2 separate regions of the Homo sapiens genome follow, and region 2 is linked to region 1. Evidence: chromatin loops called from intact Hi-C (ENCODE). Cell type or tissue: GM12878. All regions are shown on one strand. Each heading gives the region's core, and the rest is flanking DNA. Links, peaks and the distances in the headings are about the cores only.

Region 1 (8,181 bases), core at 1,021-6,020:
CTTATATTCCCAGAGGTCTTTGAGTTCTGAAAGCAGCTTTGCATTAGCAATCCCATTTGATCCTCAAAATAATGTCATGCCATAGGTAAGGCAGGAGCTTTTATCACTATTTTAAAGGTGAGGAAAAATTATCCATAGGATTAGGTGGCCTGCCAGGAGGTCATACGAGGGAAGAAAAGCTGGCACTAGGCACAGAACCAGGCCCTCTGACTCCTGACATGGCACTCTTTGAACGTCATATCATGCCTCTTACCCCCAAATGGATGACGATCCTTTTGACCGTGGGTTGTGGTTTTGGCAGTTGCGCCCACCTTTGCTGTCTCAGATGCTTGCTATTCAAAATGACCACAGAAGGCTAAATCCAAAGGTGGCGATTGATAAAGAAACTGCTGAGACATCTCTCTCCTTCTAGGTTACCTCCAGTGAAGTCAAAAGTAATGTCAGACAGTGCTCAGATATCCAGTCCTTTCAAGATGTAATAATAAGCCACCTGTAAAACAAACAACTTGATGACAGTTTTCAGAGACAACAATTTCATTCTACATTACATCCTTTTTTTTTTTTTTTTTTGAGACAGAGTCTCACTCTGTTGCCCAGGCTGGAGTGCAGTGGTGCCTTCTAGGCTCACTGCAACCTCTGCCTGCTGGGTTCAAGGGATTCTCCTGCCTCAGCCTCCCCAGTAGCTGAGATTACAGGCACCTGCCACCATGCCTGGCTAATTTTTGTATTTTTAGTAAAGACAGGGTTTCACCATGTTGGCCAGGGTGGTCTCAAACTCCTGATCTCAAGAGATCTGCCCTCCTCAGGCTCCCACAGTACTGGGATTACAGGCGTGAGCCACCACTCCCGGCCTCTACATTACATTTTCTAAACTTTTTATCCACCACGTAGCTATTCTGAAGATGGTCTTAATTTCCAATGTTTATTTTACGAAAACTTAAGCTTGCTTACCCCATCTCTTTTCATACCAAAACATTTCTATAAAACTCAAGAAATCCATAACTCAGCATAATTAGTACATGGCATTCTCCCTGTTCTTTCTAAAATAACTGTCTGTACATGATAGAAGCATAAAATATTTTGGTTGTATTTTTTCAGTTCCTAGGAAAAGAATTTACAATTATAAATGGTTAACAGAAATTAATTGTATTTGGCTTGTATTTAAATCAAGCTGTTTATGCATACTCGTTATGCACCAGCACAGCTCCTTGCTTATATAGGCGTTCAATAAATATTTGTTAAATGATTGATGGAATGAATGATGCAATGCCCTGTGAGAACACAATGTCTTTGTCCTGCTGTATGAGTTTCGGTAGAAAATTAAAGTAGAGAATTACAAAGAATGGAAAGCTAGGCCTTTGAAGACAAAGATTCTAGTCATTAATACTAAATAACTAAATGACTTAGGACAAACTACTTGATTCACCAGGCCTTTAGGTTTCTTAACAACAGAATAAGAATATGGATAAGAATTGAGATGGTCTCTAAAGTGACCTTCAGCCACAAGTATTTTGTAATTCTAGATTGAAAAATATCAGCCAGAGAAAAATACCACTCTCACCAGAAAATAAGTATGAATGAAGGGTGATCCCAGACCAAGGTCTAGCTTTTTAAGTTTAAATGTGCCTGGGGGGTTTTAAGAATCTTAAAGAGTCTAACTGAAGACAATGAGACTTCCCAGAGTCTAACAGAGATTGCTTTTAGCACATTATCGTCTATTACAAGCCCTATAAAGGGACTGTAGTAGAAGGAGTTCAAAGTAGGCTCTGAGGAAAAAGGAACGGCACTGAGGAAAGCTAAAGTTTCTTCTCCTATTATTTTTTCTTTAACAAAGCAGATGAGGGAAAGAAAATACCTGTCATGAACTGTTCCGAAGTCCCCAAATTTGAAGAATGACTATTAAAAGTCTCTTGGAGCACAAAAGGAAAGAAACCTAGAGGAAATAGAATTTATGGAAAGAGAACCCGGAACAAAACTCCTAATTTCTGAAGAAATTGGCAGCTCAGACAAGAGTTTCAACCAGACACCAAAAAGGGGTCGATCTGGGATCCAAACAGGAAAGGACCGTGCTCTGCCAATGGCTACAAAGTAGCTGAAGAAAGTACCTCAGCCTCTGAGGAGAGAATAGGAACCACGTGAACAGATTGCTGAAAGGTTAGGAAGGGCTCAGAAGAGTAAGCAGTGACCACCTCAGAGCAACGAAACCTACAGTCAGCACCAGGTGAGGCTTCATCTGCCTCAGTCGATGATCCTGACACTCCAGAAGTTTCTCCTACTATCACACTTGAAATAACTAGGCAACTGTGTGTGTGTGAGAATTCTGTCGGCAGTGCTGCAGCAGGAGAATACGAAGCAGGGAAGACTGTGACTCCGAACTAAGACCTTCAAAGGAGAAATTATCTTTCTTCCCCTTCCTCCCACCACAACCCTTCTCCTTCCTTTGTTTCCTCGGGGATAGCAGAGCAAATTCCACCTAATATAACCTAACGTTTAGGCTAAAGACCTCTCAGGCCTGCCAGCAAATCCCTCAGCTCTGCCTCTGGATGGGGGTATCACATCGACCAATAAAGTTGCCCATAAAGAAAAGCATAGACCCAACCAGAACACTGACTATGCACCCATTATATGTAAAGCCAGGTTTTTTAGAAAATAAAAAGGTAGGCAAGGCATTGTAGCTGCTATAAGAGGTTTCAAATCCAGTGGAGGAGATAAAATATTGAATAAGCAAGACGAAGTAAACAATGTGCCAAATGTGAAGCTGAAACAAAAACCTAGTGCAGGAAGAGTCAAGATCCCTTCCTGTGTGGCTGATAGGGTTGGTTCACAAGAAAAAGCATCAGAGACAAACATGGAAGGACCATCTGTTTCTCTCCATCCTCTTCTACCACCCTCTTCTATGCTATACTCTTCTCTTCTCTTCTCTTCTCTTTTTCTCTTCTCTTGCCTAGAATACTAAAAATGCCCCACATTTATTTCTACCTCCTCTTACCAATTCTCTAATCAGAGGCAGAGTGACTTTTAAAAAGCAAACCTCATGCCACTCCACTGTTTTCAAATCCTTTCATTGTACTTAGAATACAATTTAAGGTTAAAGGTTTCACCTAATTTGGCCTCTCTCTACATCTGTAGCCTCATCTTAAGCCTCCCTTTCCCACTGTAGTCTCTCTCAACCTTGGTGGTCTTCATTCATTTCTTTCCATATACTTGTTTGAGGCATTTACATTGGCTATTTCCTCTGCCCTGAATGCTTCTCTCTCCCCTCCCCTTTGCTTAATTAATTCTTGCACTATCCCTCATCCAAACCCATATCCCTGTCCCGACATGCTGACATATCCCTCTCCCCTGTTCCCACTAGGTTAGTATATCTGTTGTCTGTTCCTGTGGCCCCCTGTGCTTCTCTTTCATAGCACTTATAATGGTTGATAAGTGTGTTACTTGTGGAATTCTTCAATGACAGTTGACACTCCCATATATAAGCTCCAGGCAGAGACCGTGTCTATATTCTCACCTTTGCACAACATCTAGCTCAGAGCCACAAAAAGTAGGCACTCATTAGCTACTTCTTCAATGAATAATGAATATTACAGATCAATCATCAGCTCTGTTTCAAAAGAGGGAACTGAGGCTCAGAAAGGCAAACAGACTTACTCAAAACCCCAGGTTGCTGAACCAGAAAAAATAGTCTTGTCTCCAGACTTTTAATCCCATAGTTCTCATCCAGTTCTACCACATGGCCCGAAAGCTTGTTCATGGGCCAAGTCACAGGTTCTAACTCTATTGCTGGGACAAAAGATAATTGAGAGGAGAGACAAAAGGAATTATTCATTGGGTCATATGAGCAGTTGAACATAAGTGAGAAATTGAGAAATGAAAGACTGAAACTCAAACGAAAAGTTGATGAGTGGGTGGTGTGGTTAAGGTATTGACACACAGTTGAGAGATTGATCTGGTTGACTGATCTGAGATGTACACACATACAGCACAGGAGATGAGACTCCACAAAGACAGCACATATACCTCGCCAGAACCTAATTAAGAGAAAAGAATTCAGTGGAACAAGTGAGTGTTCTGGAAAGTACAACAGGATCAAGTTTTGTTCAACTGATTTTGGATTATAAATTCCTCCTGGGGGTTGGAGGGTTGGGGGTGGGGGTAAAGGCAGAAAATAGGCAATCTATTGATGTTTTAATATTTGAGGAATTGTACTTATTAAGCAATATGTATACTATTGAGTCTAAAAATGCCAAGTTCAAAAAAAATAATAATGGAAGTATTGGAAGCCAAAGAAATGGTCTGATGAAGTGATGGGGGTTAGACATGAGAGTGGGGCTCCATGCTGGAACCACACCCTTCTGTTCAGCCAGATCACATCTTGGCCATGATCCTCCCTTTCAACCAGTGCCAGTCACAAGGAGGAGGTGTGAATCCAGGCCCAAGGCTGAAGCACAAGGTTGATGAGCCGCAAAGGGGAGGGCCGCCTCAGCCTAAGCAGGGAAGGCAAGGGCTCTTTTATATTTCCTCTGAAAGCAGCATAATGTTTTAACTCAAATGTGGAGGGCTATTAGTTTCCCAATCACCCCCCCGCAAAAAAAGGTCTCAAGTGTGGGATTCCACAAAACAGAGCTGCTTTTGAACTCCCCCGCCCTCAACATCTGCAGCCATTTTCGTCCTCCGAGCATTGCCAATTTCTGCTTTCAGGACTGATATCTCCACACACACACATGGGTTCTGGCAGCCTCTGTTCAATAGGCTGCAGGAAGCCGAGTCAGCAAGGAAAAGGGCAAGGGATTCTCTGCACATGGCTCTAACTTTAGTTTGTCACTAAATCTCTGCCTATAGAAAAACTTTAGAATATACAAAGTGCATTGAGGCGGTTGTGTGAAAATGCCTCCAGGCTTATATAAGGGTAATTAAATATATATACATACACTCTCAGAGTAGTCCGGGTAATATTACTTTCAGATTTTAGAAGAGTGATAACACATTTTTAAATTAATTTTTACACAGAGAAGACTCCTCAGTGTGGCACAGTGGAAAGAGTGCAGGCTTTGGGCTCACACCAGGCTTTGAATCCTGACTGGGTAAGCATGAAAAAGTTGCTAACCCACTCTGTGGCTCAGTTTTCCTGCTTTTCCTACTATAAAAGAATTGTAGCAACCACTTTGGAGATGTGGAGAATTGGAGATAATATCTGAAAGCACATATGCAAAGCTTAGAATGTAACAGGCACTCATTAAATGGCAGCTACATTCACACATAATGATGAAAGAAAACAAGGCAGTATTTTTCTTTGTCTGTGTTATTAACAATCATTAATGAGATTGTAAAACTTGAGTTGGTAAAAGTCAACTCAGCCCCAGTATACTGAGTGAGTCACTGACAAGCCATTCTTCATCAGGTTCCTGATTCTAATTATTAAGTATTTCCTCAATATGCTTTCATTCACACGGGGGGGCGGGGGGCAGTGAGGAGGGGCTTCCTATCCTTAAAAAAAAAATTGTAGGAGGTTGTCTATGGTATGATCTCAGTCACAGCACAGGTAAGCACTCCTTAAAGTTCTTGCATCATCACCTGACTTCCTCAGCCTACCTGCTTGCATTTACAGTTGCTTAAAAATCTAGTTCAGAAGAGGAAAGTATTAATAGTTTAAGCCTTCCGATCCAGTTTAGTTACCGACAGTTGCATAACATTAGCTATCGCTTCTCTGAAAAGGAGTCCCCAAATTGCGTCTCCCTTCAAAGTGGTGCCACATAGCTTCAGCTTCCCAAGAGACAACCCTTTCAGCCCACCTTGTAGGCTTTTAGCCTTACGCAACTAATGGAAACTTACAAAGTACTTAGAAACTATACAATTCCATGAACAGTCTACAGTACCTGGGGTATCCAATCTTTTGGCTTCCCTGAGCCACATTGCAAGAGGAAGAATTGTCTTGGGCCACACATAAAATACACTAATACTAACGATAGCTGATGAGCTAAAAAGATAAAAATAAATTGCAAAAAACAACTCATAATGTATTTAGACAGTTTACAAATAGAAAATCTCAGAATGTTTTAAGAAAGTTTACAAATTTGTGTTGGGCTGCATTCAAAGCCATCCTGGGCCGCATGCAGCCCATGGGCTGCAGGTTGGACAAGCTTGAGCTATACATTGCAGTGATTTTATTAAAGAGTTGCCAGTCCCCCACTTCAGTCACAGATTTACTCATTTTTTGTGAACACACGGTGATCATCCCTCCTCGCAACTCTCCCCATGGTCTTCCAATTTGAATGCCTTTTCTTATCCTTTCTCCACATCAATCCCTAAACCCGAACTGACTCCCAAGAGTCCACTCCATTAACAACGGCCTCCAAGACTTTGCTGCCACTCCAAGCCTCCTGTGAACTCATTCAAAAGTATTTCTTGAATACCTCCAACATGCCAGGCCAGGCCCACAGCATTCACTGGCTGCCACTCTTGTTTGACATTTAATTATCTACCGCTTTGGAACACTTCTTCTGTCATTATTTAACTCCAGTTATCTAAAGGGTCACTGTGTCTCTTGTCAATTTGTTAAATTTTAAATATACTTCCATTTCCCATAATCCCAGAATAGTTCAATATCAAAAAGAAGATCCTTATTAAGATTTTGAATTAAAAAAATGAACTTACCAGCAGATACTACTGCAGTAAGCCATTATTTATTCTTTTGCACAAATAAATTTTGCATGCTTTATTCATTATGGTTTTCACCAAGCAGGGTAAAAGATTCAGAACTAGCATGGTTGTGATGGATTGGATAATAAAAATGTGGTACATACACACCATAGAATACTACTCAGCCATGAAAAAGAACAAGATCGTATCTTTTGCAGCAACATGGACGCAACTGGAGGCTATAATCCTAAGCAAATTAATGCAAAAACAGAAAACCAAGTACCACATGTTCTCACTTATAAGTGGGAGCTAAACATTGGGTACTTATAGACATAAAGATGAGAACAATAGACCCTGTGGACTACTAGACAGGTCAGTGAGGGCAGGGTGTGGGTTTAAAAACCACCAAAATTACCTGTTGGGTACTATGCTCACTATCTAGGTGGTGGGATCCATACCCCAAACCTCAGCATCACACAATATAGCCATGTAACAAACCTGCACATGTGCCCTCTGTATCTAAAAGTTGAAATTGTCCTAAAAAGTGAAAAATTTAAATTGTGTGTTTTTTTGAGACGGAGTCTCGCTCTGTCGCCCAGGCTAGAGTGCAGTGGTGCAATCTCGGCTCACTGCAACCTACGCCTCCCTGGTTCAAGCGATTCTCCTGCCTCAGCCTCCCGAGTAGCTGGGACTACAGGCGCCAGCCACCACACCTGGCTAATATTTTGTATTTTTAGTAGAGATGGGGTGTCACCGTGTTAGCCAGGATGGTCTCAATCTCCTGACCTTGCGATCCACCCGCCTCGGCCTCCCAAAGTGCTGGGATTACAGGCGAGAGCCACCGCGCCAGGCCTTAAAAAATTTTTAAAAGAAAAAAGAACAAGAGTGGTTTGAAGCTGAATACTTTTTTTGCCTAGCCTCACTCTGACTCCTGCCGATGCTGGCTCCACATCTTCTCATCCCCTCAGCCAGGTGAGCCTCACATTTGTCATGTATGTCAAGTTCCTTTCACTTGAGAAATTTCTACAATCTGTTCTCCACTCTTGCAAATGTTTAAAGTAAAGCATTTTAAAGTATTTATGCTTTCCGTTTATTCTGGCTTAACAGAGGTTTTGTATTAAAATTAGAGATATGATTTGAGACTCTATATAAATAAAATTGGAATCTTTCCACGTAGACAAAGGGGAAACTAAGAATGTCTATGGAGTGAACAACATAAATCCATGAGCAAGGAGGTTGGGGTCTCACAAACAGGAACAGAACTGTGAAGGAGCTTCATATAAACATCTTCACATACTTACGAAGGTGAACCAAGAGGCAACTTGGCTTCTCTTCTTTTCAAAAAAAAAAAAAAAGTTTCTAAAAAATGGAGTTGTTTATAGTCATTCAAAACTCCATATCCATAAAACAGGATAAGGAATGTCTCAACACTGTAGATAAAAGTCATTTGGAGAGAGAACACTCCCTTTAATCCAAGGAATGCGTGCTGATTAGATGACGAGGGTGAACGAAGGCAGTACAACACCTATTATTAATAATAATAAA
Region 2 (8,181 bases), core at 1,348-6,347, 77 kb after region 1:
TAAAGGAAGTTGTCAAGAAAAACATTGTAATATTTGAGTGTGTTAGCATGAATTATATAGCATTTGGGGATAAACAATTGAGGTAATATCTTTTTAAGTTTGTTATTTTGCCTTTCCCTGCTTACCCTAATAGAGTGGGTTAATGATGTCAACTCTGAAGAAAGCCAGAGTTAAGGCTGCCTGAAAGCACATGGCTAATGCAACCTGTAAGAGCGAGGGGGAGGGGATTTTGAGTCCACAAAATGCATCACTAACAATCACGAAACTTGCCAATTGGTTACATAATACTGAAACTTCTTCCTCTTGTTCTGTAACCTTTCCAGAGTTCAGCTCACGACTGTTGCTCAACCCAGTTTGAGTTACCAGGGCCTTTTGGTAAAGTCTGGATTTGTATCCACACCCAGCTGACTTCAAGTCCTTGCCCTATTGCTTAGGTGGCAGGAGGCTTTAGGCGAAGGATCCACACTTTCTGCAGCTCAGTTTCTTCACCTTTAAAGTGTTGTTACAAAGACGTGCGACATCTTATATGTTTCACATAAGGAACACACCTACCACATCATAGTGGCTCAGAAATTGGTTAAGTGATGGGAGAGAAGGGGAGAACTATATGCCAACTGGAGACTTTGAGACAATGTTCTTGGTCCTTTATTGTTGCCTGGTGGGATGGGATGGTTCACCAAACATGTGCCATGATAGTAATTTGCTGGACATACTGTGCATGAATCTTCAACATGAATTAGCAATTTTGAAAGAATATAATTATAATAAAATATATTCAACACCACAACTGTAAAGAACATCATTTTGGCCAGGTGTGGTGGCTCACGCCTGTAATCCCAACCCTTTGAAAGGCAGAAGCGAGCAGATCACTTCAGGTCAGCAGTTTGAGACCAGCCTGGCATATGGAGAAATTGGCTTACTAAAAATACAAAAATTAGCTGGGTGTGGTGGTGAGTGCCTGTAATCACAGCTACATGGGAGGCTGAGACAGGGGAATTGCTTGAACTTGGGAGGCAGTGGTTGCAGTGACCTGAGATGGCACCACTGTACTTCAGTCTGGATGACAGAGCAAGACTCCATCTCAAAAAAAAAAAAAAAAAAAAGGCACTTTTTTTTTCTTTTGTTCGTTCATAAAGTATTTTACTATCTTGTACAACCTTGTGGTCAATGTAATTGTAGGAGGTTTTCATTGCACTACCAAAAAATTTAGTTTAACAGAGGGTTCTGTTAATAGGATACCCAGAACAGAAGTTTGCTGTATTCAACACCGTCTACCTTCACACGCCTTGCAAGTATTGTTAACCAGCTTTATGACCAAGAGGTTTCCATAAGGCCATAATTACTTTGTCACACAACATATAAAATGCACATCTCGAGCTGATGAAAATAAGAAGTTTGATCCACTCCATAGCAAGCATTTCTAATTGCTAAATTTTTCACACATTTTTTATTACTTGGTGTATTACAGATGTGAGAAATGTCACCATCTCTGGTTCTATTAGGAGTGACATAAAGTGATGAATGCTGACTCTGTGTGTGTACATTTTAACCAGACACAAAGGGATTTAAACAGTCAAAATAGATGTCCTTCAAAGGAGTAATTTTAGAAACCAGTATCGATTCTAGAAATACTGAATTTATTTCAAATATCACTGGACTTCCCCTCTGAAACGTTTAAAACCCATGCAAGGAAATCGTATTGATCTTTTACAAATTACATCTCATTTTTGCATAAAAACAGTGCTACCCAAATAGCTCACACTTTATACTGATCAGTTTTGCTTTCATGGACTTTTGGCTACTTCTCAAAATTAAATGCACCTTCACAGCACAAAAATTTATCATCATTGGACATTGAAAAGATTCTGAAAGCAGTTACAAAAGGGGAATGTTTTTAAAAAGTTGTAAACAAAGGTAACAACATTGAGAATATGTGTATGGCCTCCCAGAGGACTGTTCTAAAGCAGTACTCTCGTTTGGGGGATACGTCGGATGGATTTCTTTTTATGAAGAGGTCATCTCAAGTATACCATCTGTTGAGCCTTCCTTATTTGTTAGACAAAAACATTTTCATCATTTCATCATTTCCTCCATTTTAGGAAGTATGACAAGCATTAGAGACTAGGATAGAGTCTTGAGAACTTGAGAAAGCTACACATTTGTATCTCAAGTTAAGAAAAAATAAAGATAAGAAACAGAAAACAGGAAAAGACAAGCACCAAAAGCAAAGTAGGCCAAAGGACTTCCTATGTTCAAATATTTCCTAGGTATTGTTTCAAATGTTCTTGTTGGTGACAATTATTATTGGGCATTTACCCTGAGCCAATCACTGTGCTTGTTACTTGATATGGTCTATCTCATATAATCCTTCTAATGAGAGCATCTAAGGCAAACGTTCTTACCAGTCCTTTATGGATGAAGAGGTGGAGGAATTTTTATGTAAATAGATGGCCTAGACAGGATTTAAACTCAATGTTTCTCTGATTCCAAAGCCAGTGCTCTCTCAAACCATACCAAGAAGCTAACAGAAACCAGCACTTCATGTAATTTTTAAGAAGACAGCAAGTTCAGATACAACTCAGACACTTCCACAGGGGATTTGGACAATCTGTTTGTCACTCTGAGCCTGTGTTATATGATTTCTGCTGATTCCATCAGGTGCCTTTTTTTCTTTTTTTTTCTTTTTTTTTTTTTTTTTTTTTTTTTTTTGGTAAGCCTTGGCCCATCTCTTAAGAGCTCAAAGAATATGCCTGGGAGCAAAGGAACCACCAGCTCAGTTAGGTTGAAACCAGTTAGCCATTGTAGTACTACTTAGTGCTGTCTTGGTTAATTGATTAACTTCCCCTTTAAAATGTGTGTGTATTTTCTACATAGGTTTTTGGTTCACATTTGTTTTTCCCAGGACCTTAATACTTTCTATGCTATGATGGTCACCATTAGAAAGTAATTGCATGCCTGATGATGGAAATAATCAACAAAGATGACCACTGATGTGTCTCTACATGTCATGATTGCCTTAGGGTTTCAATTCCTGTATTTTTTTCCCCTCTCATCCCATGCATCCCTTCCCATGCTTCCTTTGTGAATTAAGATAAAAGGAACAAGAAACCAGGAAGTCTTCCTTCCACCTGACTTCTGACTACACATAACCACACAAACAGCCTATTTTGATCAGTTTCCTCCAGTCTCCATCATAGGTGTTTGATCTATAGTTTAGATACCAAGTCCTCGATAGTAGAACTCATGTATAGCTAAGCGCTACACATAGCTCTTGATGCAATGCAAGGACTTCCAACTGACCAAGTGTAACCATGACACACTGGTCAGAAGCAAGTCAGACTCAGGTTCCAGCTCCTAGTCCTAACATTGTGATGATGTGGCTATTACTGGACATGTGCATAAACATATTGTTGGAGGTGCTGGGAATATTGGAATTAGAATGTACCTACATGACCTCAGCTTTGGGTGGTATTAAAGCTTTTTGCTTTTTGTGATAAACAATAGGAGGCTGCTTATTTCCTCTAAGAGACTTTTTTGAGGTTTTTCTGACAGTAAGGTGGCACGGGCAGGGAACTTCCTTCCAAAGCCACTTCTCAGCCTCTGTTCTATGAGTTTTCTTCCTCTTCATTCCTGTCTTCTGCCTCCGTTCCTTCTGGCTGTCCCTCCTCTAGCTCTGCTTCTAATTGCCTGAGGAGGCACTGCAGGGTCTATCCTGTGGGAATCCAGTTTGCAATGACTCTTTTGGTCTATGAAACACCTATTATCGGTTCCTCAGATTTGAATACCTAGACAGATGTATGTGCTCCCTTAAGGGACAAGTACTGTGGCATGCGGAGTGTGGTACACCAAGCCTAATCTTCTGTTCTGTGGATGTTGGTGCTCAGTTGCTAGTCTTGGTTGACTGGACAATTCCCACGTAGCTTTTGCTTAATGTCTGAATCATTGGAAGGAGAAGGACTTTGGTCTGTCTTTCTCCTTTTGTAACTTCCTCTTTTTGCACTTTATGTGAGATTACGAGTGAGTGTGATTTCAGATGAGAAACACTTAACAGTGAGTCAGGGAGATGAAATTTCACTGAGATGCGGAACACAGGAAGAGAAAATGTGTGAAAAATCACGTTGACGGGGTTGTCTTGGTAGCTAGTAAAGCAGAGAAAGGAAATTCCCGCACAGCAGGCTTTAATAAAATTGGCAGGCAGGAATGTCACACTGTGTGAGAATATTGGTGAGGAATCTAGGGATGGAGAGCAAGTAAAGGAATCATAAGGGCCTTCTTATATTGGACATTCTTTCTCTGCACCTAATTTACTCTAAACGAGTTTGCAGATGAGAATTGTTTTCCCATGAATTTGCATCAGTAGATTTAAGAGCATGGATGCGCACACCCCAACACAAGGTGTCAACCAAATATTAGGCAATGTTATGGCTTATTAACGATTTTCAATCCAAGGATAGTTAATGAAGAGTGGACATTTATGTCTGTGTATAAAAAGCAGTATATGGAAACTCAAATTCCCAGTGGAAATAAAACAAGACATCGTCATTATTTAACAAAAGAATTCACCGTGTAATTCTATATAAGACAAACGCACTCACACATTCTTTAAGGACTTTAAAAATATCCTTTGATTTCCATGCAACTTTTCTGGACTTTTTATATCTACCACATAAAGCAAGCCTGTTACCGAGATAAATGTGGAAGTTCTATGTCCTTATTGCCTGGGTCACTTTACCAATGATCCACCACTTACTTATTCGTTTTATTAAATATATTCTGTCTTAAATCTATTGATGCAAATTCATGGGAAAACACTTCTTATCTGGAAACTCATTTAGAGTAAATTCGGTGCAGAGAAAGCATGCCCAGCATCAGAAGGCCCTTATGATCCCTTTACTTACTCTCCATCGCTAGATTCCTCACCAATATTCTCACACAGTCCGATATCCCTGCCTGCCAATTTCATTAAAACCTGCTGTGCAGGAAACCTACCAGTGTGTAAGATTCTTGAGAATAGACCATTGTCTGTTTTGTTCATGTACGTATCACAAATGTTTAGAACACTTGTGGCACATAGTAGGTGCTTCATAAATATTTACTGAATAAATGAATGAATGATCTTGGGAGGTCAGGGAATGTTCGCCTCACTTGATGAGTAAACCACCCAAGCCAAAGGCGGCAGCTAACCCAGAACTCCTCCACTTAACCCCCTTTATGTCAATGGCTCTCTTTGGAGTCACTGCCAGGTTTTGTGTGTAAGGAGGCATAATGCTCCCAGGGCAGGCTGCTGGGGACCAAGCCCTGGGACACACAGAGCATCCTGAAATGCCAGAGACCGGCAGAGTCACACTGGGAATTACTTGTCTTCAATACATAAAATATTGGTGGGGATGGCAACTTTAACATTTGCCTTTTAGAAAATTCTGTTGAAGGCCCTCCCCAAGTTGAAGTTGGTGGCCTGGGAGATAGTCATCAGCTTCCAGAGAGAGGACCCAGCAACTTTTTCCTCCACCAAGTGTTTTTTAATTAGTAGTTGGCTCAGAAAAGGCAAAGCAGCTACTTCTGCTGGAGATCCAAGGCTGAAATAAATACTGCTGTTAGAAGTGGAAGGTCACTTTACAATGGTGTTGTCTATCACTCTGAGCTTCCTGCACCTCCAGGGGAGGCCATGAGCTTAGGCACAAAGTGTGGATAAACGCCTATTTTAGCTGATGATATAGATTAAGAGAGTGGAAGAAAAGAGCCTACACCCTGTGCCCCCTTTTGCACTTAGTTGTGGTGGAGAGGACGGGGAGGTGGTCAGCTCCTGCTGTTCTCAGTGGGCGCCCTCCGAGAGCAGTCCTTGTATTACCCACTTCACTGTTTTGTCCCCATCTCATTATCTGTTCTTGTTAAAATCTTTATTATTCATGGATGCAAAAAATCCCATCATTAAACCATCATAAATATTCATAACACTTTGCAATTGTGTGCATTTCATTTAGCCACTTGGCAAAACTTCTCTGAAGTACCAGAGTTTTAAGGAAATCTGGCTAATGAGACCAGAGCCCAGGAAATGCAGGATAGCCTTTCCACTTTATTTTACTTTAACCTGAAAACAAATGCAAAATATAAATAATAATTAAAAGAGAAAAACAGGGAAGGCATTTAGTGGCAAAGAAGAGCCACACATTCCTTGGCTTTGTCTTGATTGTGCTTTTGTGTCAAGCAGAAGATAAGGGTAAACACTGTGCTACAAGAGGGGGAGTCCTGAGGCTGCAATGCTAATGGATTTATCCAGGAGCCTACAAAGGCCAGATAAACCCCCTGCTTTGGTTAACAGGGTCCTCACTTCTTATGTTCTGTATAATTACTGGCATCAGGTTGGAGTTGAGATAAGCATGGCCCTTTTCTTGGACTTATTATAGCAGGCAGCCATGCCGTTTTTCGTGTCTAAGAAAGAATTATATCCATCTCTTTCTCTTCTTCTAATCCAGTTTATCTAAACTGTGCACTCTCCCATCAGTGCTGAGAGCTTTTTCTCGGAGTGAAAGAGAACCCAGCAAACTTCTGCGGCAACCAAGTGGAATTGGAATAATGTGCCTTCCCACTGCCACCCCCTCCCATCCAGGGTGCACAGATTTAAACCACCGAGACATCTTTTGTTTTGCACCACAAATTATTGCATTGAAACATTTTTTTCCTGCCTTAAAGATTATCCATATTGAAAAGGAATTTTTAAACGATATGAACTTGTGGAAGAAAATATTTATACCAATAGGAGTTGTTGCCCCTGGCCTGCACTCGTTTAGGACTCCTCCCCGCCATTACTGACAGCATTTATGCTTGATAATGAGTTGCCTTCCCTGCGTAACGGCTAACAGGTGCTGGAAAATACTGGTAACATTCAAGACTACTCAGCAAGTTCTGATTTCCCTGAGGGTTTATGCCAAGTAGAAACAAGTTACCACCAATCCAAGCATTAGACTGGCTGATGTGTACATCACTTCGTTAGGAAATGTCACATGTTAATGGGGAAGCGCGCTAGGTTCCCAAGCAGAGGACTAATTAAGGAAAGTTTTCCTTGGTCTGCTCCTGTGGACTTAGGACTTAGAAAGGTCCTTTTTTTTATTTTTCCACTATTGATCCTTGAGCTCATTTGTGGCAGTGTTTGGCATTCATCTTACCATTTGTTAGCCCTTCTCATTGATTCTCTAATCGGAATCTTACTTTTTTGTAACTCCTCCCTGTGCCAACTGAAATGAGGTATCAGTGGGGACATTTATTTTATTTTGTACCCGATCTCATCAAATTAAAAAAAGTCTGAATCTTCAAGAAAATCAAGGGAACCATTTTATATAATTATTTTGTCAATTTAGATGTGACCTTTGAAATATGGCAAAAGTCTTCAGTACGGTAATACATTGAAATTCAAAATCAGATTCTGAAATTCTAGTAGCATTAATTACTCCCTCTGTGCTTTCATCACACTTTCTTCCCAGCCCTCTTATCCTATATTTGTTTAATAGACTATTTTGCTTGCAAAGAACTGTGATTCACACAGGATGCCTCAAATAATGAGGGCTTATTTTAAGGACGCCTATGCTAATAATGGAGTCAGAATATTATGAAACTCTCAAAATAGAAGTCAAATAATGACCAGGCATTACAGTGACCAGAACTAGGAGGTTGTTCTGGGCTTAAGGAAGCAGCTCTATGGAACTGCACAATCAAAGTTAGGGCTTTGCTAGAAGAAATGACACTAGGTACATTCTGCATATCTGCTCTCTTTTGTTTATCTCCCTTTCTTCTGATTTATTCTATTTCTATTACCTTTCAAGCAGGATATACTAATTGTTCTGGGTAATTATTATATAACAAGTAATGGCAGAAATATTTCTTTCCTTGCCAGAATATATATAGGACATTGACTAGCCTGAGGATTGGCTGCTTCTGGGTCAGGTGCCCACTCCCTGTCCAATCAGTTATCAGTGTGATGACTTGGCATATTACATGGCAGCCCAGTAAATAAATGCCTTCTTTCTTTCCTCAGAAGGGACTATGGCCTCACAAGCTTCCTCACTGATGTGTGCAGCCCCATAATGACTGGGAGCTTTACCCGGGTGCAGCTAGTCTCCTTTTAAAAATATCCATAGTTCTGAGCACAAGTTCTGGCATATAGTAGATGCTCCATAAATTGTGACT

What was found. Peaks named below come from ENCODE experiments on the same cell type or tissue, not always from the same donor. Only the 100,000 strongest peaks of a DNase experiment are listed, where the experiment ranks them.
Region 2: it touches region 1 in a loop (3-fold over the local background); 2 of 110 quality-filtered maps call a loop at or near these places.

What each region holds. Positions count from the first base shown.
Region 1 is chr5:107,285,641-107,293,821 of GRCh38, forward strand. No RefSeq gene overlaps it. Among named protein-coding and RNA genes, the nearest start is that of LINC01950, 280 kb to the left of the region's middle. RefSeq lists an enhancer at 1-757. In GM12878, for the core only: no CTCF peak of the experiment used is centred there; a DNase peak (open chromatin) is centred at 3,891; H3K27ac peaks cover 483 bases; H3K27me3 peaks cover 175 bases.
Region 2 is chr5:107,361,869-107,370,049 of GRCh38, forward strand. No RefSeq gene overlaps it. Among named protein-coding and RNA genes, the nearest start is that of EFNA5, 300 kb to the right of the region's middle. In GM12878, for the core only: no CTCF peak of the experiment used is centred there; DNase peaks (open chromatin) are centred at 2,828, 3,255 and 3,943; H3K4me3 peaks cover 497 bases; H3K27ac peaks cover 1,333 bases.